2 separate regions of the Homo sapiens genome follow, and region 1 is linked to region 2. A link is a loop called in an ENCODE intact Hi-C map of the cell type or tissue named here. Cell type or tissue: PC-3. All regions are shown on one strand. Each heading gives the region's core, and the rest is flanking DNA. Links, peaks and the distances in the headings are about the cores only.

The links. Peaks named below come from ENCODE experiments on the same cell type or tissue, not always from the same donor. Only the 100,000 strongest peaks of a DNase experiment are listed, where the experiment ranks them.
Region 1: it touches region 2 in a loop (7-fold over the local background); 1 of 110 quality-filtered maps calls a loop at or near these places.

What each region holds. Positions count from the first base shown.
Region 1 is chr14:37,433,675-37,439,723 of GRCh38, reverse strand. All of the region lies in intron 11 of MIPOL1 (mirror-image polydactyly 1), which reads right to left. It also overlaps the pseudogene RNU6-886P. Among named protein-coding and RNA genes, the nearest start is that of FOXA1, 160 kb to the left of the region's middle. In PC-3, for the core only: no CTCF peak of the experiment used is centred there; a DNase peak (open chromatin) is centred at 2,983; H3K4me3 peaks cover 695 bases; H3K27ac peaks cover 2,655 bases.
Region 2 is chr14:37,326,377-37,332,425 of GRCh38, reverse strand. The region is part of intron 9 of MIPOL1 (mirror-image polydactyly 1); the gene reads right to left. Among named protein-coding and RNA genes, the nearest start is that of MIPOL1, 130 kb to the right of the region's middle. In PC-3, for the core only: no CTCF peak of the experiment used is centred there; no DNase peak of the experiment used is centred there; H3K27ac peaks cover 1,499 bases.

The sequences.
Region 1 (6,049 bases), core at 725-5,724, 110 kb before region 2:
ACTTTAAAATAATACCAGAGAGTGGGGGTATGTGCACGAGACTGTGGATGAAATTTGATTGACCAGGGGTTGACGTTTTCAGGGGCAAGTGATGCGTACGTGTAGAGTTCATTCTGTAGGCTGTTGTATATGTCCAAAATTCTCCATAAGCTTTTCAAAAATGTATTTAGGCTTTTAAGATGCTTTAAATTTTATATAAAGTATTGAAGTATTTCTTTTGAGTATAAGTTTAATTTTTAATGCTTCAAAAAATAAGCTCTATATTCCCAAGGCTCTCCAGGAAACACAGAATAAAAACTAAATACATGTTAACAATAAAATTCCAGCAATTTTCTCTCAATTGCATAATATAACACAATATGTTCATTAAACCTCCACTTTTGCTTATTCTGTTCTTCCAGGCTAGAATGCCCTCTTCCTCCTCCTCTCTATCAGAATCTTATTGGTTCATATACTTCAATTCTCAAGTATTCCATAAAATCTTGTGAAATTTATTCAAGCTTAGAAGAATCTCTCCCTTCTGTGACTTGCCATGGAAGTGTCCAATTATTTCATTTAACAGCACATAGTAACGTATGTTCATTTTTAGTATATATTTTTTCTCTCCAGTTAATTATAATCTATTTGAAGGTAGCAATTGCATCTTATCCTCTGTTAACTCTATGTTTCACAAAAGTCTTTAGTACACAGTAGGCTCTTAATAAATTCATATACAACTCAAAATAGCTATTTGGTTAATGGTTACTACTAAATATGATTGTTGTTACGTTAGTGATTGTGCTACAGCACAGATAAAACAACAATATTAATACCACAACATACTAATAAACATAAACTGTTATGATTGTATGGATAAAATTGCTGTTAGGCACAGTATTTAGTTTTTGTAGCCTAACATATGATATAATGCTAGAGCTTAAAGGTTCAAAAAAAATCAAAGGGCGTGTATTTATAAATCCAGACATCAACTGTGGTTGTAATTTGTGCAGTTTGGTTGAACACAGACAAAGACTGTTAAACTCCAAAGCAGGTCAGATTCTTTTACTGTGTTAACCTGCCTTTAACATGGTCTCAGTGATGTGTTTTGTGCAATAAACATGTCAAGCATATCCAAATTAGGGAAATAATGCTGAAGTACCAGTTTTGCTTCAGCTGTATTTCTGAGGGAGGCATGAGTAGAGGAAGGGGTCCAGTAGCAAAGTAAAAGGCCCAGCTATCAGGAGGATTAGATAATATTTATGCCACTGTCGATGGCCTTAATGTAACCTAGGGGATGTTAGTTTTCTCTCTGTTTCAGTTTTCTCCTCTCCAAAAAGGGATGATGCCTTACAAGGATGTTGAAGGGATTAAATAAGATAACATATGTATTGAACTCCAAGATATAAGACAGAAGGAATTACAAACGTAGCTTTAAAAATTATATCTGTATTTTCTAGGGTAACAGTTTTAACACAAAACATTGAAGAAAATGTTATACTTTGAATTTGTACTCTTTGGAAAACATGTTTTTCATAGGTTAGGGGACAAGTGATGAAGATTATTAGATTTGAATTTCTCAATATATTTTTGAACACTAAAATGTTGCTGTGTGAATAAACAACTCCTGAAAACAAACTGTTAATCAAAAAGGGCCAAATCTAAGTTCAAGCATGCCATTTTCACAAAATATTTTTTTAAATGCCTCACAAGAAAAAAATCAACCATCTTAACTACAGCGAAAACTTGTTCCTAAAGAAAAATCAAATGATTGCATATTGTGTTCACAAAATATTGCGTTTAATGCCTAAAAAGCTAAAAAAAAGTTATAAATGTATTAACAGAATCTCAAAAAAGAGCTAATGATAACAATAAAAACTCAACATTGGGATTATAATAATAATGGGTTACCTTCATTACATTCCTAAGTGTACCCAAGTACTGTATAAAGCATTGTACATGCATTATTTGATTTGGTTATTCTAAAACAATGATATGAGGCAGGTATAATTACAATTCTTACTTTGCAGGTCAGGAAATTGAGGCTTTGAGAGGTTAATTACCCGTTGATGGTCACTCAGCTGGAAAGGCAGAACCTGCACCATCTGTCTTACTGTGGTGTTAGCTCTGAATTAAAACACTGTATCATACAAAAGAATGAATGGAAAACAAAAGTTTTACAAGTGAAAAGGTGAAGGAAGACCTAATGAAAGTAGATTTAGAAATATATGACGTTTTCTTCATTATTAATTATAATTTAAGTGAACAGTGCGTCCAACTTTCTAGGACAAAATCTCAATTTTCACCTTTTTTCATGTAATATTTTCAAAAATTTTTATTTTTTATAGTTTAGAACAACTAACCAAGCTTGATAGGACAACTAAACTTTCCATGGGTTAAAATAAATGAAAATCTTTATCAGATTAACATTGAATAAAACTAAACTAAAAAGCCAGTCCCTATCCCTAGGCTTTTGAACTTCTTGATTGCTTTACATAGTAACTGAATATTGTTCAGTTGTGATTCAATCAGAACCAGGAAGTTTTAGAAGATATTTTTGGGGAATAACTGGAACTACATTAATAGAATACTGATTGTCATAAAACCCTTTTAAGCCTAAAGAGAACAAGACATACTGTACAACAACATTTAAAGCTTAACAACTAAACAGAATAGTAAATTAAACCTTAATAAATTCATACATTTCATAAACATCTTAGGTTTGGAATAGTCAGTGGGGCATAATATTTTTATACTGAACTGAACTCATAAAATAATGTTTTTGGAATTATGGGGAAAACATTCAGTCAAGTCAATTTTGACCCTTGCAGACTTGTAAATCATTTAAACTTTAGAGAACTAGTTCATGATTTAAGGAATGAAAACTCTAGCTACCTCACATATAATTGAATCTGGAATATTTACACATTTAAATACCTAACTATAGGTAAACATTCATCATTTTGGGATAGGGCCAGGTGGAAGGGCCTCATGGCAAAATAACAATGTTAAGTCCCGGATATCTGACTGTACTGCCAGTGCCACCCAGTCTTAAAAATACTGACGGATCGTCATCATCATCCTCAGTCAATATTTACTAAGCTTTTTATGACAGCAGTGGCATTAGAAAGTTTATAGAAATCAAAACTAGCTTAAAGATCTCAGTTTATTAGATCTTGTACTGTATGTTTAACATTTATTGTTTTTGCAATTAATGAATCAGAATGTTCCTGAACAAAGGTCTTCAATTATTAGCTATTATTTTCATTTGCCAAATATTTTTAACTAGTTTAGATTCAATAAAAATCTTTAATTCATTTACTAATGCATGTGTCATGGAAAGAAAAAGAAAACATCTATAATTAAAATATACTAAATAAACCTAATTAAACTGAGTGAAATTTATTGAAATATGAAGGAATTCTCTCCTCTCCTTATCATTTCTGACTATAGCTGGTGTTCACAGGATTGAATTATTTTAAAAAGGCACCCTCTTCATCTCTAACCAGTCACAGAATCCTGCTTCTGTATCAAGTGGAAGAAGAATGTCAGGTTAATAGTTCTTTTAAAGTTGGTAGTATTTTTTTTAACATCTTATTTTACTTTTAAAAACTGCTTGAATTAGTGCCATGTAAAATACCTTCAAAAACAGTTAAAAATATTTGGCAAACATAAAATGCAAGTGAAGATATCATTTATATGTATATTTTCCATAACACAGGTGAATAAAGTCTACTCTGGAATTTAATTCCCTTATAAATCCTGCCTTTTGTAAAGCACAACACTAATAAAATCTATTTTAAAAAAATTAACCACATTGTCATAAATATACATATACCAAAACATAGATCAGTTTTTCATTATCATTTCTAAGCATTAAGCTTAATTTGTGCAGGTTACCATGCATGAGTCTTTTCAAAACTTACAAAACTCATTGCTATAATATACAAAAGTAATACATGTACATAAAAAATTTTTAAATTCAAACACTTTATTAGGGTATGAAATGAAAGTTAAAATGTCCCCTTCTCTCACTCACCATGGATATAAGAAATCTGACTGCTAGACTCAGTCTCACTTCCCAGGCAACCTGCTGTTAAGTTTCTAATGTATCACAATGTTTAAGCATACACGTATATTTAATACATACTCATTCATTCAAAACACTTATTGAGCATCAGAGACATGCCAAGCACTGATTCAGGTATAAGATTCAGCGGTTAAAAAAAAAAATCCTAAAGGACAATCCACTAATACAGTATAGTGTCATGTAAGCATGTCTATTATGAAAAAAAATAATAATAAAGGAGGGTAACAAATAGAGTGATGTAGTAAGAGGGTACACTATTTTAGATAGTGTGATCTTGTGACATTGAAGCAGGAAGTTGAACAAAGTAAAGGAACAGACTCATGTGACATTCCGGGGGTAGAACACTCCAGGCAGAGAAAACACATGGCAGGGCCCTGGGATGGGAGCACACCTAGAATATTTGAGTTATTAAGGAACCTAGTGTGGCTGGAGTGAACCAAGAGTAGAAACATGTTAAGAAATAAGGTTAGAGAGGTAGCCAGGGGCCAGAGTATATGTATACGTGTACAAACATCCATTTTATAAGTAATATCACAACATACATCTGGGGTCATAAAATTAAATACCTACAGGGTTGAGGAAGATGACTTTAAATTCACAAAGTAGGTGGAATAGAAAGTGTGGTGAAATGGCAAGTGCATGCCCCTTTTAGAGAGGGTAATTTTTACCTGGCCCTAGTCAATTGTTGAAATGCACGTGTGATGGTTAATTTTATGTGTCAACTTGGCTAGGCTACGGTAATGAGATATTTGATCAAACAGCAATCTAGATGTTGCTGTGAAGGTATTTTGTTTTTTTTTTTTTTTTGCTGTGATTAACATGTTTAATCAGTAGACTTTGAGCACAACAGACGGCCTCTATAATTATGAGTAGACCTTATCCAATCAGTGGAAGACAGAGATCCCCTAAGGAAGAAGAAATTCTGCATCTTGAGACTCAAGGCCACAACATCTGCTAAGTACGGTGGCTCACACCTGTAATCCCAACACTGGGAAGTCGAGGCGACAGGATTGCTTGAGCTCAGGAGTTCAAGACTAGCCTGGGCAACATAGTGAGACCTTGCCTCTATTTTTTTTTTAAATTAGTGCTCACCTTGGGTACATATACTAAAATTAGAACCATACAGAGAAGATTAGCATGGCTCCTATGCAAGGATGACAGACAAATTCGTGAAGCATTCCATATTTTTGGGAGAAAATTTTTGCAATCTATCCATCTAACAAAGGGCTAATATCCAGAACCTACAAGGAACTTAAACAAATTTACAAGAAAAAAAACAACCTCATCAAAAAATGAGCGAAGGATATGAACAGACACTTCTCAAAAGAAGACACTTATGTGGCCAACAAACATATGAAAAAAAGCTCATCACCATTGGTCATTAGAGAAATGCAAATCAAAACCACAGTCAGATACCATCTCACGCCAGTTAGAATGGTGATCATTAAAAAGCCAGGAAACAACAGAGGCTGGAGAGGATGTGGAGACATAGGAATGCTTTTACACTGTTGGTGGGAGTGTAAATTAGTTCAACCATTTTGGAAAACAGTGTGGTGATTCCTCTAGGATCTAGAACCAGAAATACCATTTGATCCAGCGATCCCATTACTGGGTATATACCCAAAGGATTATAAATCATTTTATGATAAAGACACATGCACACGTATGTTTATTGCGGCACTATTCACAATAGGAAACACTTGGAACCAACCCAAATGCCCATCAATGATAGACGGGATAAAGAAAATGTAGCACATATACACCATGGACTACTATGCAGCCATAAAGAAGAGTGAGTTCAGGGTCGGGTGCGGTGGCTCATGCCTGTAATCCTGGCACTTTGGGAGGCCGAGGCAGGTGGATCACCTGAGATAAGGAGTTTGAGACCAGCCTGGCCAACATGGTGAAACCCCGTCTCTACTAAAAATACAAAAATTAGCCGGGCATGGTGGCGGGCACCTGTAATCCCAGCTACTTGGGAGG
Region 2 (6,049 bases), core at 766-5,765:
TTCAACATGATCAAGTGAGATTAATCTCAGGGATGCAAGGATGGTTCCACATATGCAAATCAGCAAATGTGATACATTGCATCAACAGACTGAAGGACAAAACTGATATAATCATTTCAATATATTTCAAAAAAAGCATTTGATAAAATTCAACATCCCTTCATGATAAAAACTATCAACAAACTAGGTATGGAAGGAACACATCTCAACATGACAAAGGCCATAAATGACAAACCTACAGCTAGAATCATATAGAATAGGAAAAAACTGAAAGTGCCTTTTTTTTTTTGAGAGGAGTCTCGCTCTGTCATCCAGGTTGGGGTGCAATGGCACGATCTCGGCTCACTACAACCTCCGCCTCCCAGTTTCAAGTGATTCTCCTGCCTCAGCCTCCCGAGCAGCTGGGATTACAGGCACCTGCCACCATGCATGGCTAATTTTTGTATTTTTAGTAGAGACATCCTGGCCAGGCTGGTCTTGAACTCCTGACCTCGTGATCCACCTGCCTTGGCCTCTCAAAGTGCTGGGATTACAGGCGTGAAGCACCGTGCCTGGCCTGAAAGTGCTTTCTGTAAGATCTCGAACAAGACAAGGACACTCACTTTCACCACTTTTATTCAACATATTACTGAAAGTCCTAGACAGAGCAATTTGACAAGAGAAAGATATAAAGCATACTCGAACTGGAAAGAAAGAATTGAAATTATCCTTTTTTGCAGATGACATGATCTTATATTTAGGAAAACCTAAAAACTACACAAAAAAACTATTAGAACTGATAAATGAATTCAGTAAAGTTGTAGAATATAAAATCAACATAAACAATTAGTAGCATTTCTATATGCCAACAGTGAACAACCTGAAAAAAAAAACAAGAATGTAATCCCATTTACAATAGTGAAAAATAAAATAAAATATCTAGCAATAAACTTAATCAAAGAAGTAAAAAGTCTCTACAATGAACACTATAAAACACTGATGAAAGAAACTGAAGAGGACATACACACACACACACTAAAAACTGGAAAGAATCCATGTTCATGGATTGAATGAATCAATATTGTTAAAATATCCATACTACTCAAAGCAACCTACAGATTCAATGCAATCCCCATCAAAACACCAATGACATTCTTCACAGAAACATAAAAAATAAACCTAAAATTGATATGGAGTCACAAGATTCCAAGAGTAGTCAAAGCAGATTCCAAGAGTAGTCAAAGCAATCTTGAAAAAAAAAGAATAAAGCTTCAGGCATTATATGACCTGACTTCAAATTATGCTACAAAGCTATGGCAATCAAAACAGCATGGTAACTGGCATAAAACAGATACATATGGAACCACAGGATAGACTAAAAAACAAAACAAAACCAAACACATAGACCAATGGAACAAAATTGAAAACCCAGAAATAAATCCACACATTTACAACCCACTCATTTTTGACATAAGGAACTAAAAAAGGTAAATATTCAATATATGCCAGATGTCTGCTCCATTTTAGCCCTTTAGATACAACAAATACTGTCCTGAACACAAAAGTCACAAAAACTAATTTATCACTTGTCTGTTTAACCCATCCCTCTCTGATCTCTCCTCCTGGCATCCTAATTTTCTGGCTGTGTACTCTGTGTATTTTAGTGGTAAAAGAAGGACAGGGTAGAATGATAAGTCTGAGGAAGTAATCTAAACAGGTTGCAAAAAAAAAAAAAATGAAGAGGACACAAAAACAAAAGCTACACAGTCTCTTAACTTTAGAAGTATCTGATGTTCTGATAACAGCCCTTTTATTACACCCACGGCTTCTCAAGATCTCAACCTGCTGGGATAGCCATTGGGTTTAACAAGAGGAAATGGTAATCCAAACATAAAGGCTATTATATCTCATATTTAATGTGTGAACTGTTAATTATATTGAGGACTGTTAATTATATGGAATCATAACTATACTTAATACATTAAAGTTAAATTAGAATTATGTTTGTATAAAATTTAAGAACACTATGTTGGTATTTTCCTAGCTTCCAGGTGTTTAGAATATTTAACTAAAACCTCTTTGGAGACTAAATGGATTTGAGATTACAATTATAGTAGCTGAATTAAAAGTTACAATTCACTAACAACACTTCCTCTTCAAAGTCAATAATAAATGTAAAAATTCAAGAACCGTTCTGAATTTTGTTTTGATAAGAATTATACCAGAAAAGTATTGCATTTCTATAGTTTAATATGAATAATCAGAATGTAATTAAAATGTAGAACAATATTTTATTACTAAAATGACTAAAATAAAGATAATTATAAAATTACCACATAAAAGGTCTGATTTGGCTTATTCCTTTTTTATAATCTCTTCAGTGCTGCAAAAGCATTTATTTCTAAGATGATGACTACTTCTCTGGCTAATACAACTACTAGGATGTGGTGTTTTGATCCTTTTTGTACAGTTATAACCTTGTAATGTTGAACTCTGTAGTTAGCTAATGATCAGGAAAATAAAATTCAGTAAATAATACCATTGTAATGAGTTGGTTCTTAAGTAAACTTCAATGGATTTTCTCAAAATCCATAAACAAACAACAGTATAACCTAAATGTTAAGTTGGCAGTTATTGCATAAAAGGACAGAGATGTTTCTTATACTATTTTAAAACACAAAGCAGAGTTCAGGAAAGAGTATTAGTGTTTACTGGATGATAGCCACAGTTTAATAGTTTATTAAGCTCTTTTTCAGTTATTATACTCCTGGAATCACAGGTGCTTCCTCTTGGTTTGCAAACTTTATTTGCCATTATAAATGTTGTAATCTCAACAGAGCTGTCAATTACTTAAGTGCTCATTCTTAATTTTCTTGTATAATATGTGCTGCCCAAACATTGTTAAATCCTAACAGAAGCAACTCTAACTTCTAAGATTACAACAAGGCTAAAACTAAAAGTTCGTATGACAAATCAAAGTATCAACAAGTTGAATATTATATAAAAAGTCATTCTCATTGAGACTTCAGACTCAAATTATTTCTGAACATGTAAGTATGATAACTAGTGTTATCTACAGGAAGCAAGTAAATATTTGTGTACTGATTAACCAACTACTGTAGCAAAAGCTTTAGAGACCTCAGACAGTTCTCAGGACACTTTCTAGTTTTTAATGAAGTCAATCATTTACCCGCATTCTTTTTTTTTTAATGTTCTTAAAGTTGTTTTATGGATGTGTATATGTAAGTCCAGGAACATCATTCAAACTATTGAGTGGTGATTAACTTAAGAGCAATCTTAGTGAAAACAGTCTATCATTCAACTCCCTAAAGTCAACTAGTATTTTAAAACTATAATTTTGTACCCTAAAACTTAAAGTATAATAAAAAAAAACAAAGTATAATTTTCCTATGACTTAGCTCTTTCCCTTACCTGCCCGCTCTCTTTGTACTTTCATCATCTCTGGCCTTTGGAAGTAATTTTTCATTGCCAAGATCATTCTATATATTCTTAAGCCTAATCCCTTTATTTCCTCAGCTCAGTACAAAACTGCCCCACTTCCAGTGACACTTCTCTCTGAACCCTCTGTAACTGAGCATGCTCCTTCTCTCACACACTGTTACTTCAGATGCAGGAGAAAAGGACTTGGATTTTCCTGGTTCCCAACTGCTATTTCCAGTCCACTAATACTTCATTAAATAATGCTGTCATTTTTGAAGTTTCTGCTATCTCATTTAGAGCAGTGCTCCTCAAAGTGTGATCCAGGGACAAGCACTACTCCAAAACTGTCTGTTACTGACATGAAGCTAGTACTAGAATTCAGAGTTAGCAATTAAACATTTTATGGTAATCTGACAAGAAATTTTATGGCTGTTAAAGCCAATAATTTAAAAACTATATGTTTGAATTTTGCATATTTTTTTAAATTTCATTTTTTGGCAATTCATTTTTATTATATGTTACAAAAGTAGTAACATATAATAAAACTTTTAAGAAGCTTTGAAAAAAACTTAAAAAATGGTCCCTCACCACAGCTAGTTTGACTGATTTGGATGATTAGCTTCTCATCTGTGACACTGTGAACTACTGACCACCAAGGTTACTTTCCCGTATTTTAATGGAAAATTTTCTGGGCCGGGTGTGGTGGCTTATGCCTGTAATCCCAGCACTTTGAGAGGCTGAGGCGGATGGATTGCCCGAGGTCAGGAGTTCAAGACCAGCCTGGCCAACATGGTGAAACCCCATCTCTACTAAAAATACAAAAAAATTAGCTGGGCATGGTGGTGGGCACCTGTAATCCCAGCTACTCGGGAGGCTGGGGCAGAAGAATTGATTGAACTTGGGGGGTGGAGGTTGCAGTGAGCAGAGATTGCATCATTGCACTCCAGCCTGGGCAACAAGAGCGAAACTCTGTCTCAAAAAAAAAGAAAACAGAAAATTTTCTGCAAAAATTTTAGACAAAAGCAATGGTCACCCAAACAACACTCTAACCTCACATTTAACCCATTTTCCTTTTCTAATGAAATTTACCTTCAAACAATGTCCACGAGTACTGTATCTTGCTCTTAGGTCTCTTTAATCCTTAATTCAAAATTCTTGCTCTTAAATCACAACTTGCTATTCTTCTGCCTTCTTATTAAAAATACTCTTTAAGAAGAGCAAAATAATAGTTTCTTTTAAAAAGGATTATTTTTTGTCTGTGCTAGACCATCTGGTTCACTATTTTGGTAACACTGTCCCAAGCACCTTCAAATTCCTTACACTAGAGACCCTGTCAACTTCAACCCAGGATAAACCCATTATAATGGAAGACAAACATATACTTTCTCCACTTTCACTGTCAGCTAAAGACTGCTTGAATTGGCCAGGCACGATGGCTCACGCCTGTAATCCTGGCACTTTGGAAGGCTGAGGTGGGAGGGTCACTTAAGCCCAATTCGAGACCAGCTTGGGCAACATAAGGAGACTCTGTCTCTACAAAAAAATCAAAAAGTAGCCGGGTGTGGTGGCATGCACCTGTAGTCCTAGCTACTTGGGAAGCTGAGGCAAGAGGATCCCTTGAGCCTAGGAGATTGAGGCTGCAGTGGGCCATGATTGTGCCACAGCACTCAAGCCTGGGCAACAGAGCGAGAACCTGTCTCAAAAAAAAAAAAGACTTTGAATTTTATTATTTCCAACCTCATGTGGGATACTGCATGCTAATCCATTTCATTTTCTTACCTGGATTTCTTCCACACACTGCATAGTTTTACTGACCTCAAGACCCTAAATCCAACCTTCTATCTCCTAGGCTCAACAAATAAAGTACATCCAATAAGAAATAAGGGATTAAGCATAAACTTCTCTGACTTCATCTCTCTTCACTTCTAAATACAGCTATATATTTATTGGTTATTACTCTTGTCTGAGTTCATTTCTCCCTGCCTCCTCTAAGTCTTTGCCAAATCAAGAATTGTCTCTAGCTACACTCATAGTTTTTTTTTCATTTTCTGCTCTTCCTTAGAATTAGTCCTTTATATTAATTACCAAGATTATCTTAAAGATAATTTACATTTCAAGATAAAGCATTCACATGTGAACACTGAGTATTTGTGTTTCACGTGAGTGCTCACCAAAAGGTGACCATAGCAGAGGAGGGCTTTAATAATCAAGTGGACAGGATGATCCATTTTGTGGATACCAGTCAGCCTGTTTCCCCAGACATTCCTATCACTCCTCAATGAGCTCATGAACACAGTAAACATGATAGCAGGCATGGAAGTTCTGCAAGGGCTCGGCAACATGGATTTCCACTCACCAATGTTGACCTGGCTACAGCCACTGCTGAGTCTGCAGTCTGCCAGCAGTACAGACCAGCACTGAGCTCCCAACATGGCACCATTCCCTGAGCAATCTACCAGGGGAATAATGGAAGGGTGACTACACTGGACCATTTCCATTACAGAAAGGATTGTGCTCTCTTCTTATTAGAATAGACACTTCCTCTGGATATGGATCTGCCTTCCCTACACACAATGCTTCTGCCAAAAAAAAACTGTCTGTGAACTTACAGAATGCCTTTATCTACCAC